2 separate regions of the Homo sapiens genome follow, and region 1 is linked to region 2. Evidence: chromatin loops called from intact Hi-C (ENCODE). Cell type or tissue: HCT116. All regions are shown on one strand. Each heading gives the region's core, and the rest is flanking DNA. Links, peaks and the distances in the headings are about the cores only.

Region 1 (6,457 bases), core at 1-5,000, 240 kb before region 2:
TCTCTTAAAGATAAGCTTTAAGGAGGGGAACATGACTGGTAGCTATCAGGAAAGCCATGCCCTGACTGGCTTCCTGCTCAAAGTGACCAACATGGGCTAGTTACGTAGATCCAGGATTGTGTCATCTCTAGGGCAGGATTGAAAGCCACTTTTAGGACCAGAATTGAAGAGTTACTGAATATAGGCCCTTCTCTGTTTATATATGTATGTACGTTTGTTTGTTTGTTTGTTTGTTTGTTAATCTGCCAACCCCATTCCCAGAACACCTGGTTTGGGATGATGGCATTCCTTCCTTTTTTTTTTTTTTGAGATGAAATCTTGCTCTGTGGTCCAGGCTGGAGTGCAGTGGCGCAATCTCAGCTCACTGCAACCTCTGCCTCCCGGTTCAAGCAGTTCTCCTGTCTCAGCCTCCCAAGTAGTTGGGATTACAGGCACGCACCACCACATCCGGCTAATTTTTGTATTTTTAGTGGAGATGGGGTTTCACCATATTGGTCGGACTAGTCTCGAACTCCCAACCTCAGGTGATCCACCTGCGTTGGCCTCCCAAAGTGCTGGGATTACAGGTGTGAGCCACCGCATCCGATCATGTATGTATGTACTTATTTATATAAAATTTGTCCAGCTGGGTGCGGTGGCTCATGCCTGTAATCCCAGCACTTTGGGAGCCTGAGGTGGGCAGATCATGAGGTCAGGAGTTCGAGACCAGCCTGACCAACATGGTGAAACCCCATCTCTACTAAAAATACAAGGCCAAGCATGTGGCTCACCTCTGTAATCCTAGCACTTTGGGAGGCTGAGGCGGGAGGATCACCTGAGGTTGAGAGTTCGAGACCACCCTGACCAACGTGGAGTAACCCTGTCTCTACTAAAAATACAGAATTAGCTAGGCCTGGTGGCGCATGCCTGTAATCCCAGCTACTAGGGAGGCTAAGGCAGGAGAATCGCTTGAAACTGGGAGGCGGAGGTTGCAGTGAGCCGAAGTTGCACCACTGCACTCCAGCCTGGGCAACAAGAGCAAAACTCTGTCTCAAAAACAAAAAACAAAAACAAAAATTACCCAGGCTTGGTGGTGCGTGCCTGTAATCCCAGCTACTCAGGAGGCTGAGACAGGAGAATTGCTTGAACCCAGGAGGCGGAGGTTGCAGTGAGCCGAGATCGTGGCACTGCACTCCAGCCTAGGCCACAGAGCGAGACTCCATCTCAAAAAAAAAAAAAAAAAAATTTGCAAAGCTTCCATAATGTCTATGAAAGAGCAAGTATGAAAATTTCCCAGCTGGGTGCGGTGGCTCACGCCTGTAATCCCAACACTTTGGGAGACTGAGGCAGGCTGATCACAAGGTCAGGAGTTCAAAACCAGCCTGGCCAACACAGTGAAACCCCGTCTCTACTAAAAATACAAAAAAATTAGCTGGGCGTGGTGGCATGTGCCTGTAGTCCCAGCTACTTGGGAGGCTGAGGCAGGAGAATCGCTTAAACCCGGGAGGTGGAGGTTGCAGTGAGCTGAGATCGCACCACTGCACTCCAGCTTGGGCAACAGAGTGAGACTTAGTCTCAAAAAAAAAAAAAAAAAAAGAGGAAAAAAAAGAAAATTTCCCCAAATTAGAAGGCTACAGTGACTAATTTCTGGGACTTTCTGGGGCTGCTCTGTGAATTGGGCAGCTGCACTGGGTGGCTGGCTGGCTGCTGAGAGTTCTTGCAGTACTGGCCCTGTTTGCAGCAGTGAGACCAAGTGAACCATGGAGGAGCCTCCTAATTCTTTCATTTATTGTTTGCCTTTTTTTTTTTTTGTAAAGCATCAATTGCTTTTGTAAAAACAAAGCTATTTTTTAAAGGACAGAATGGTCAACAGTGTCTGAGTATGATAAGGACTGAGTTGGGTCCAGTGGACTGAGCAACAGGGAAGTAGTGAGTGACCTAGTCAAGAATAGTATCTGTGTGGTGGTGGTGGTGGGGGTGGCTTTAAGAGAGTGAGGGAAGTGAGGAAGTGGAGAGAGAGAGAGTGAGTTTGGACAATTATTTCTGGAAGTCTGGCCGAGAAAAGAAGGCATGAGGTACAGCAAGGGGTGCCTAAAGGGAGGAAGGGGGAGGCAGAAAGAGGTACTAATTTTGTTTGTTTGCTTTGTTTGTATTTGTTTTTACTATTGAAAAGGAGCTAGTAGATAAGTGAATGATTCAGCAGAGAGAGAGACTGCTCCCTAAAAAGGAATCTCTAGAAAGCTGGAAGAGGATAAGAACCAAAGCACCACAGAAGTTAGCCTTCAACAGAATGACAAGCCTTGTAACTGGACGAGAGGAGGAAAGGCCACATACAGATCAAATGGAGGGCTCTCTTTCCAATGAGAACAGACACTGAAATAAAGAGGGCCCTTAGCCGGGTGTGGTGGCTCACACCAGTAATCCCAGCACTTTGGGAGGCCAAGGCAGGAAGATCACTTGAGCCTAGGAGTTTTGAGACCAGCCTGGGCAACATAGGGAGACCTTATCTCTACAAAATAAATAAATAAATAAATAAGGCCCTGCAGGGGCCGGTGCTATTATTTTTAAAAGGAGGGTATAGCTTTTACCACATAGTATTGAACTAGGTGCTCACCCTGTTTGCCCTGAAATGGAAAAGCTGTCTGGGATAGAAACGTTCATTATCTTGACTGCAGTGGTTTCACCAGCATATGCTCATGTTAAAACTCATCAAATTGTACCCTTTAAGTAGGACAATTTATTGTATAACAATTATACCTCAATAAAGCTGGTTGTTATTGCGGGGAGGACTGTTTTGTTTTATTTTGGTTTTTTTCTTACTCTTTGTTTTTGTTGTTGTTTTTAAGCTGGCATGCCTCAGTCAACAGGGGGCATTGTTGTGCATGCCAAGATGGGAAAGTGGTTTTCCCACCTGAATTTCAATTCTACGGCCCTTCTGGCCAGGTGCAGTGGCTCACACCTGTAATCCCAGTACTTTGGGAGGCCGAGGCAGGCGAAATCACCTGAAGTTAACTCAAAATACAAAATTAACCAGATGTAGTGGTGCATGCCTATAGTCCCAGCTACTCTGGAGGCTGAGGCAGGAGAATTGCTGGAACCCCAGTGGCAGAGTTTGCAGTGAATCGAGATCGTGCCATTGCACTCCAGCCTGGGCGACAAGAGCAAAACTCAGTCTCAAAAAAAAAAAATAAATTAAATAAAATAAAATAAATTCTATGGTCCTTCTATTTTTCCTGGGCTTTTCTCAGATGACAGAGCTCTTATTTATAGGCACTAAAAGAAGGTAATTAAATAATTATAGGATGAAAGTATAAGCAAATGGATGTGCAGATGTCTGCTGAAATACTCTTGATGCCTGAGTAGCAAGCACTTTATAAACTCAGCCAGACAAAGGAGGAGATTGCAGGACAAAATCATTTATTCACAGCCATGTGGAAGCCATACATGAGATTCTCTGGTGGTAAAGACTGCAGTTGCTGTCTTCCAGAGAGAAGGTTTTGTTATGCAATTTTTTTTTTTTTCTGAGATGGAGTCTTACTCTGTCGCCCAGGCTGGAGTGCAGCGGCATGACCTTGGCTCACTGCAACCTCCACCTCCCGAGTTCCAGTTATTCTCCTGCCTGAGCCTCCCGAGTAGCTGAGATTACAGGTGTGTGCCACCATGCCTGGCTAATTTTTGTATTTTTAGTAGAGACAGGGTTTTACCATGCTCCCCAGGCTGGTCTCAAACTCCTGGCCTGAAGTGATTCTCCCACCTTGGCTTCCCAAAGTGCTGGGATTACAGGCGTAAACCACTGTGCCTGGCCTGTGTTCTCATCTGGAAAATCCAACTGATAGCCTTTGCCTTACCAGTGTTAAATCACGTTTAGCATAAAGCTGCCTCCTTACATATCTTAAGTTCAGCCTAAAGGTTTCTCTGTACATCATGAACTATAACCTAAATGGAGCTGTATACAGGCTGTAGTCTACTTTTGTGTCAATCATTGAGTTTTGGCCAGTCAAGGATGGCCAACTGTTCAAACGTGTTCAAATAAGGCAAACACCGAACTGTAACCCATCCAGCTGTTTCTCCTCCTCACTTCTTTTTTCTGTTTGTCATTTTCCTTTTTCTGGCCATAAATCTTCCACCATGTGGCTGCGCTGGAGTCTCTGAGCATACTCTGGCTCAGGAGGCTGCCCGATTCACAAATTGTTCTTTGCTCAATTAAACTCTTTTAAATTTAATTTGGCTACAGTTTTTCTTTTAACATCTGTTTCTCAGAATAAAAGTGAAAGATTCCAATGAAAACATTGAAAAAGTAAAAAGAGCTATGAATGTGACATCTTAATGCAACTGCAACAATTTGGCAACACAATTGGTAATCCAGGGTTGCCGGGTTTGTGAAAAGGTACACATCTCCTGGGCCTCTGCCTCTTCCAGATACTTACGGCCAGTTTTGTTGATAGAGTACACTTGTCAATGACTCTTTCCTCCCATCCAAGCTTCCATCCACCATACCTATCATAACAATACCATAAGGTAAACATTATTAAGCCCCAGTTACAGTTGTATGAAAAGTAGTACAGAGAGCTTAAGTGTCTTCTTTACAAGCTAATAACAAATATATATAGAAGAGCTGGGATCTGACCCCAGAACTCCAACACTAATCTCTGGTCTCCTATGTTTCTCTGTTATCTTTTAAAACACCAGTGTCTTGGCCGGGTGAGGTTGCTCACACCTATAATCCCAGCACTTTGGGAGGCCGAGGCGGGCACATTGCCTGAGCCCAGGAGTTCGAGACCAGCTTGAGCAACATGGTGAAACCCCATCTGTACTAAAAATACAAAAATTAGCCGGACATGGTGGCATTCACCTGTAGTCTTAGCTACTCAGCAGGCTGAAGTGGGAGGATAGCTTGAGCCCAGGAGATGACGGAGGTTGCAGTGAGCCATGATCGCACCACTGTACTCTATCCTGGGCAACACAGAGAGATCTTATTTCAAAAAAAAACAAACAATGAAACATTAGTGTCTCTAATACAGTAGTCACCAGCCACAAATGACTATTTGCATTTAAATTAATTAAAATTAAACTGGGCCGGGTGTGGTGGCTCATGCCTATAATCCTAGCACTTTGGGAGGCTGAAGTGAGTGGATCACTTGAAGTCAGGAGTTCAAGACCAGCCTGGCCAATATGGTGAAACCCCATCTCTACTGAAAATGCAAAAATTAGCCAGGTATGGTGGCATGCACATGTCATTCCAGCTATTAGGGAGGCTGAGGCACGAGAATTGCTTGAACCTGGGAAGCAAAGGTTGCAATGAGTCGAGGTCACGCCACTGCACTCTAGCCTGGGCGACAGAGTGAGACTCTGTCTCAAAAAAAATAAATAAACAAAAATTAAACTGGATAAAAACATCCTCGCTTTCCACATTGCAAGTATTCAGTACCCATGTGTAGCTACTATATCAGACAGCATGGATATACAACATTTCCATCATTGCAAAAAGTTGAAATGAACAGTGTTACTGGCACACTACTGTATGCATCAGTAAGACACAGACTGGTGAAATATTTACTTTTACCTGATTCTGCCCCTCTTTCATCCTTATTGTCTAATTCTGAATGTTTTCTCTAGTCCCTCCTTCAGTCTTCTACCTAAATGCATGCCTGGAACTGGCCTGCTGGCTCTGAAGGGCACCCAGCACACAGGGCAGACACGGGGATTTTGATGACAAAGATTGATGCTGGCACTTTGCCTGAGCCCAGGAGACAGCAGCTCTAAAGCAGTCTGCAGCAACAGCACCAGGGTGGGAAGTGAACACCCTCTTTCTGCACATTTGCTGTTTGTTCACCTGCTCTGTCAGAAGTAGACAGAGGCAGAAAGGAAAAAGGAAAGAAGTTAAGTGAGGAGAACGAGAGGAGTGGGGCTAAAGACACCAAAACTTGGTGATCGAATTGTCTTCTAGTTCTTCCAGGCACAAAAGCTTATTCTCTAAAACCATTAAGGAGATTTCATTTGCCATTCCTACAATGGAAGGAATTTAATAATCACTCACTCTCTTAAAGCACTCACCAAACATGGATTTAAATGATCCCGGGCCTAATGATATGTTAAACATCCACATCCTCCTGATGAAGAAGACCCTAGTATAAGTGTTGAAAAAATCAAGTGTTACCAAAAAAAAAAAAAAAAAAAAAAGCCATGAATGAACTGTCTCCTCACCTAGTCCTGTCAATATGTCCTCCTTCTGTCTTCATGCTATCCTGAATATTTAGAAGCCTCTGCTTTGATACTCACCCTTCTTAAGGGGTCCTTTATGCCCAGGGAAGTTATATGAGGACCCATGGAGGTTTCAGCACTCTTTCTGACATCTAGGCTACAAACTGTCCAACCCATCTAAATGTAACAACAGTTTTACCCACATTGCTTTTCTGGCTAACTTCTCTAGCTCTTTGTGTAATTTAGGAAGTAGCATCTTCAAAACATTATAAAACAC
Region 2 (5,000 bases), core at 1-5,000:
ATTGAGCATCCTTAATCTGAAAATCCAAAGTGCTCCAGTGAGCATTTCCTTTGAGCTTCGTGTCAGCTTCGTGCATGTGTAATAGTTGTGGATTGTTGAGCATTTCGGATTTCAGATTTTCAGATAGGGGATACTCAACCTGTACTAGGGTGCTGTTGTCATCAGCACTTTGGATTGGAAGATTCATTACCTAAGGGGTGGCAGAATATTGGTCTTTTATGGTAAGGTCATCAGTTGATCTCCAATCCTAGATAATTATAACCACGAATTATTAGAGTTGGAAATCATAGCCGTATTCACTAGCATTGAAATCTTTGAGATGATTCTTAATAGACATACTGAACTTAATTAGTATCATAATTAAGGTCATATAAGAAGGGCTAGCTTCTATACTTTGCAGTATGACTCTTGATATGTGACCCTGGGAAGTCTTCCTCTAGTTCTTATTGGCTAGGCAGGGAGAATCAACCAGATGGTCTTGGAGTTCTTGGATCTGATATAGTGTACTCTTCTAGCACTGCTGCTTATATTATGACTGAAAGAAAGTGATGTACCACAGCTTTTACCTGGTTCGTGTTGCCAATACTATGCTTAACTGAGACTGGCAAAGTGAAGAGTCAAAAATAGCAAGGAGCAGTGGAGAGGAGACTTGCTTCCTATTGGTGGGTGGACTCCTTGAATCTTAGGTGCATGTTAAATCTTTTAGGGCTGGATATTATCAGTGTTTCAGTCACCATTACAGCCTTGATGTCCAGCATAGTGCCTGACACTTAGTAGGTGCCCAATAGGTAATTGTTCAGTCAATAAATGATTAGAATTAAATGTTCAGTGAATGCTCATTGTTTGTGGTATACAGATTTTTAAGGAGTGTTGGAGTGAGGGGCTGTGAACAGTCTTTTTACTTTTTGTGCCTTTAGCTTCTGGAAGCAAGGCATCCATCTCTTCTACTGTGACTAGACAGTAGTACATTAAGTTGTACCAAAAGTCTTGTTGCCTTCATAACAGTTAGATTCCACTTCCTTCCCATCCTTTTTCGATGAGTAAATTTGAATAGGTCTTTTCTTTCCCATATAAACTCTTAGTGGAAGATCTTTCTTGCAGCTAAACTGCTTTAAAATAAAGTAGACCTTTTTCTACTCAAATGAAAAATATCTAGCTGCTTATACTAATGCATTTATTACTCAGCTAAGGGAGGTATGGACAGCAAATCTCCAGAGAAGCACACTTCCTAATATTTTAGAAATAGGGTCGGGCACGGTGGCTCACACCTGTAGTCCCAGCAGTTTGGGAGGCCAAGGCGGGCGGATCACCTGAGGTCGGGAGACCAGCCTGACCAACATGGAGAAACCCCGTTTCTACTAAAAATACAAAATTAGCCAGGCGTGGTGGCACATGTCTATAATCCCAGCTGCTTGGGAGGCTGAGGCAGGAGAATCACTTGAACTCAGGAGGAGGAGGTTGCAGTTAGCTGAGATTGCGCCATTGCACTCCAGCCTGGGCAACAAGAGCGAAACTCCATCTCAAAAAAAGAAAAAAGAAATATAAGGTGTTCACCATGATTCTGATTTTTAAAAATTCTTTTGAAAATATGGGTATTAATCTAGAAGAAAGACTGAAAAGCACATCAATAAAATATTAATAGAGATTTCCTTTGATTATGAATAATGAGTGACTTTTTCTTCTTTATAATTTTTATTGTTTTTAAGTTTTTATATTATATAATCGAAATGTTTAAGTTCTTTTGGTTACAACATTCATTTTTATTTATTTTAGGTTTTCAACAAATACTTTTGGTCTTTACTACAGCGTCTATAAAGCAGAGAAGTCATTGTCATATTTAGACTGCTTACCCTAGTTTTGTAGAGAATACAGTTCTTTCTCAGAGAGATGTTTTTAATACAATAGCTTTATTCTTCAAAGGCTGAGTGTAGTTGCTGCGGAAGTGTTTGACTATGATGCCCCCTGGTGACCTGAACATCCCTGACTACACAGAGGGATTAGACCTTTCAGTTTTTGCCTTGGCTGGGGTCCTAACCTTATAAAAATAAAATTTAGCTGATTTTGTCATATAACTTAGACTCATTAAATCAATGACAGTTATCATTATTTCCTGAGCAGCTTAAAATGCAAATTATTAGACGACTCCATATACAAATCTAATAACTTTCCCAGTCATCATATTTGAAACCCCAACCTAAACAGTGCATTTGTGAAATGTAATACATGGAAAATAATGTACTTTTCCATAGAATGAATTAATTCTGTGTTGATTCCTTCATTTCAGATTTGGAAATAGTGGGATTTATTGATATAGCTGATATTTCAAGTCCCCCAGTTCTGTCCAGACATCTGGTCTTACCTATAGCACTTAACAAAGGTGAGTTCCTATTCCACTGATACGTCTGAAGCGTCTTATTAACTAAAGTTGTTCTTAAATCTTAGATAGTAGGATAGCCCATTTTGCAGAATTTAGGGGAAAGGAATAGTTACAGAATTGGATTTTAGAAAATGGAATATTGCCTAATATATCAAAAAAGTAATTCTGCTTTACATGGTAGAAACATTTTGACACATATTTACTGTGTGTTGGTTTGTGAATTGACAGTGGAGGTCCTCTTTAGAGATGAGAATGCTTAGTCCCTCATCCAGGGCTCTGCCTTTCCTAGTACTAACATGCTGAGAAAGCTTAAGTAGTTATCAGATGGTTACTTGATAAATGTGCAAGTCAAATACAGCTTTATACACGGAAGAATCACATCTGTTCTTTGTTCTACTGGTGCCCAGCACATAGTAGATAACTCAGTAAATATTGTTGAATGAATGGGTGAATCCAGGCCCTTGTGGGTCCTCCTTACTGCAGCATATATCTCTAGGAACTATAAAGTCATCTCCTCAAATTCAGCATCTCTCTGGAGAATGCTAGACTCTAACTCTTTAAAATTATCTTTTTCAGGGGTGGCACTGTGCTGTGGTGGGTATAGAGCAGGAGCTTTTGTCCCTGACTGGCTACAGGTTCAAATCCTAGTTCTACCCTTAAAATTATCTTTTCCTCTGTTTTAAGCTGACCATCCACTTTATATTTATCAGCTTTCTCTAAGAACTGTATGTAGTCAGTCAGGTTTTCACATACTGAGTAATGACCACATCCCATTTATGCCCAGGTTATCTCAGTTGGAGTATTGGATATTCTATAACCAATCACATGTTCACAGACAGAATCTTGAATATATACCCACAGACAGCTTTATAATCACTGTGTTGGTAATTATTATTCTCAGAGAACAGCCAGATTTCCCTTAGTTCTAAGGCCCTGGGGAATTCTGCATGCCAGTATACTTACCAAGAAAGAAATTAAGCAAAATAAACCATTTATATAGGGGAATAGTGAAAAGAAAAATACGGGAAGGTGGCCGGGCGCGGTAGCTCACACCTGTAATCCCAGCACTTTGGGAGGCCAAGGCGGGTGGATCACAAGGTCAGGAGATTGAGACCATCCTGACTAACATGGTAAAACCCCATCTCCACTAAAAATACAAAAAAAAAAAAAAAAAAACCTGGGCGTAGTGGCAGGCGCCTGTAGTCCCAGCTACTCGGGAGGCTGAGGCAGGAGAATGGGGTGAACCTGGGAGGCGGAGTTTGCAGTGAGCCGAGATCGCGCCACTGCACTCCAGCCTGAGCAACAGAGCAAGACTCCATCTCAAAAAAAAAAAAAGAAAGAAAAAGAAAAATATGGGAAAGCAGAGTAGGGCCATTTTGTAAGGGCTGTTGAATTTTCTAGCTAAACTGGGCTAATTCTTCCTGTTGAATTAGAAAGTCTTTGAACAAAGCAGAGCAGACAGATATTTTTAGAGGGAAGTTAATTGTAGGAAGATTCATCTGTCAGCAGAGTGTGAGAGAAACTGGAGAATCCAGTCAAAAAGCTTATAATCATTGTTTACCTTTGGGGACTCACATGCATGTGCTGCCCTAAGCCTGTTGGTTATGAATGCACTTGACATCTCTGTATCTAATTCTGTTTAAATGGGTGCCTGAAGCTTCCAGATAGCATCTAACTAAACATCCTAGTGGAACTGTGGAGAATGGATTTTTGTGTGTAAGCTTTACTGAGATATAATTCACATACCATATACTTCACCCATTTAAAGTGGTTTTTAGTATATTTGCAGAGTTGTGCAACCATCACCACAATCAATTTGAGAACTTTTTTATAACCCCAAAAAGAAACCCTGTACCCTTTAACTATCAACTCCCAGACCCCTCCCCCCATTTCCCCTACCCCAAATAACCACTAATATCCTTTCTGTATATATAGATTTGCCTATTCTGGATGTTTTATATAAATGGAATTCATATAATGTGTGGAAACTGACTTTTATGTAGATATTGGAAAACTGGAATGAGTTTTTCCTGCTTGTTATAATATTCCCTTAGAACTCTACACTATCCCTTAAAGGCTAGAAACATCCAAGAGTATAAATTGGGGTTTGGGGTTTTTGTAGGTAATTTCAGTCTGACCTGTTTTCTCTTTTTTTCACAGAAGGTGATGAGGTGGGTACTGGCATCACTGATGACAATGAAGATGAAAATTCAGCCAATCAGATTGCAGGCAAAATACCCAACTTTTGTGTCCTGCTCCATGGTAGCCTAAAAGTGGAAGGAATGGTAGCGATTGTTCAATTAGGGTAGGAAACTTTGTTTACATTTGGTTGAATGAAAGGGAAAATCATTTTACAAAGTGAAGTATTTTGCAGACTTTTCTGAAGGAAATAGAAAGGTCCTTGTCACCTTTTTCCTTTTCCTGCCACACACTTTTCCCACCTGCTACTACAGTCCTTTTTTTTTGTTTTTTTTGAGACGAGGTCTTGCTCTGTCCCCCAGGGGTACAGTGGCATGATCACGGCTCACTGCAGCTTCAGCCTCCCAGGCTCAAGCAATCCTCCCATCTCAGCCTTCCAAGTAGCCATGACCCAGGTGTGCACCACCATGCCTGGCTAATTTTT

The links. Peaks named below come from ENCODE experiments on the same cell type or tissue, not always from the same donor. Only the 100,000 strongest peaks of a DNase experiment are listed, where the experiment ranks them.
Region 1: it touches region 2 in a loop (4-fold over the local background); 2 of 110 quality-filtered maps call a loop at or near these places.

The regions. Positions count from the first base shown.
Region 1 is chr15:65,833,302-65,839,758 of GRCh38, reverse strand. The region is part of intron 1 of LOC105370866 (a long non-coding RNA gene); the gene reads right to left. Among named protein-coding and RNA genes, the nearest start is that of TRQ-CTG1-4, 33 kb to the left of the region's middle. RefSeq lists an enhancer at 5,220-5,950. In HCT116, for the core only: a CTCF peak has its summit at 2,840; a DNase peak (open chromatin) is centred at 2,858.
Region 2 is chr15:65,593,110-65,598,109 of GRCh38, reverse strand. INTS14 (integrator complex subunit 14) reads left to right here. Exons shown (of 12, transcript NM_001394796.1): 7 at 2,285-2,377; 8 at 4,538-4,682. Among named protein-coding and RNA genes, the nearest start is that of INTS14, 16 kb to the left of the region's middle. In HCT116, for the core only: a CTCF peak has its summit at 1,981 (motif pointing left); no DNase peak of the experiment used is centred there.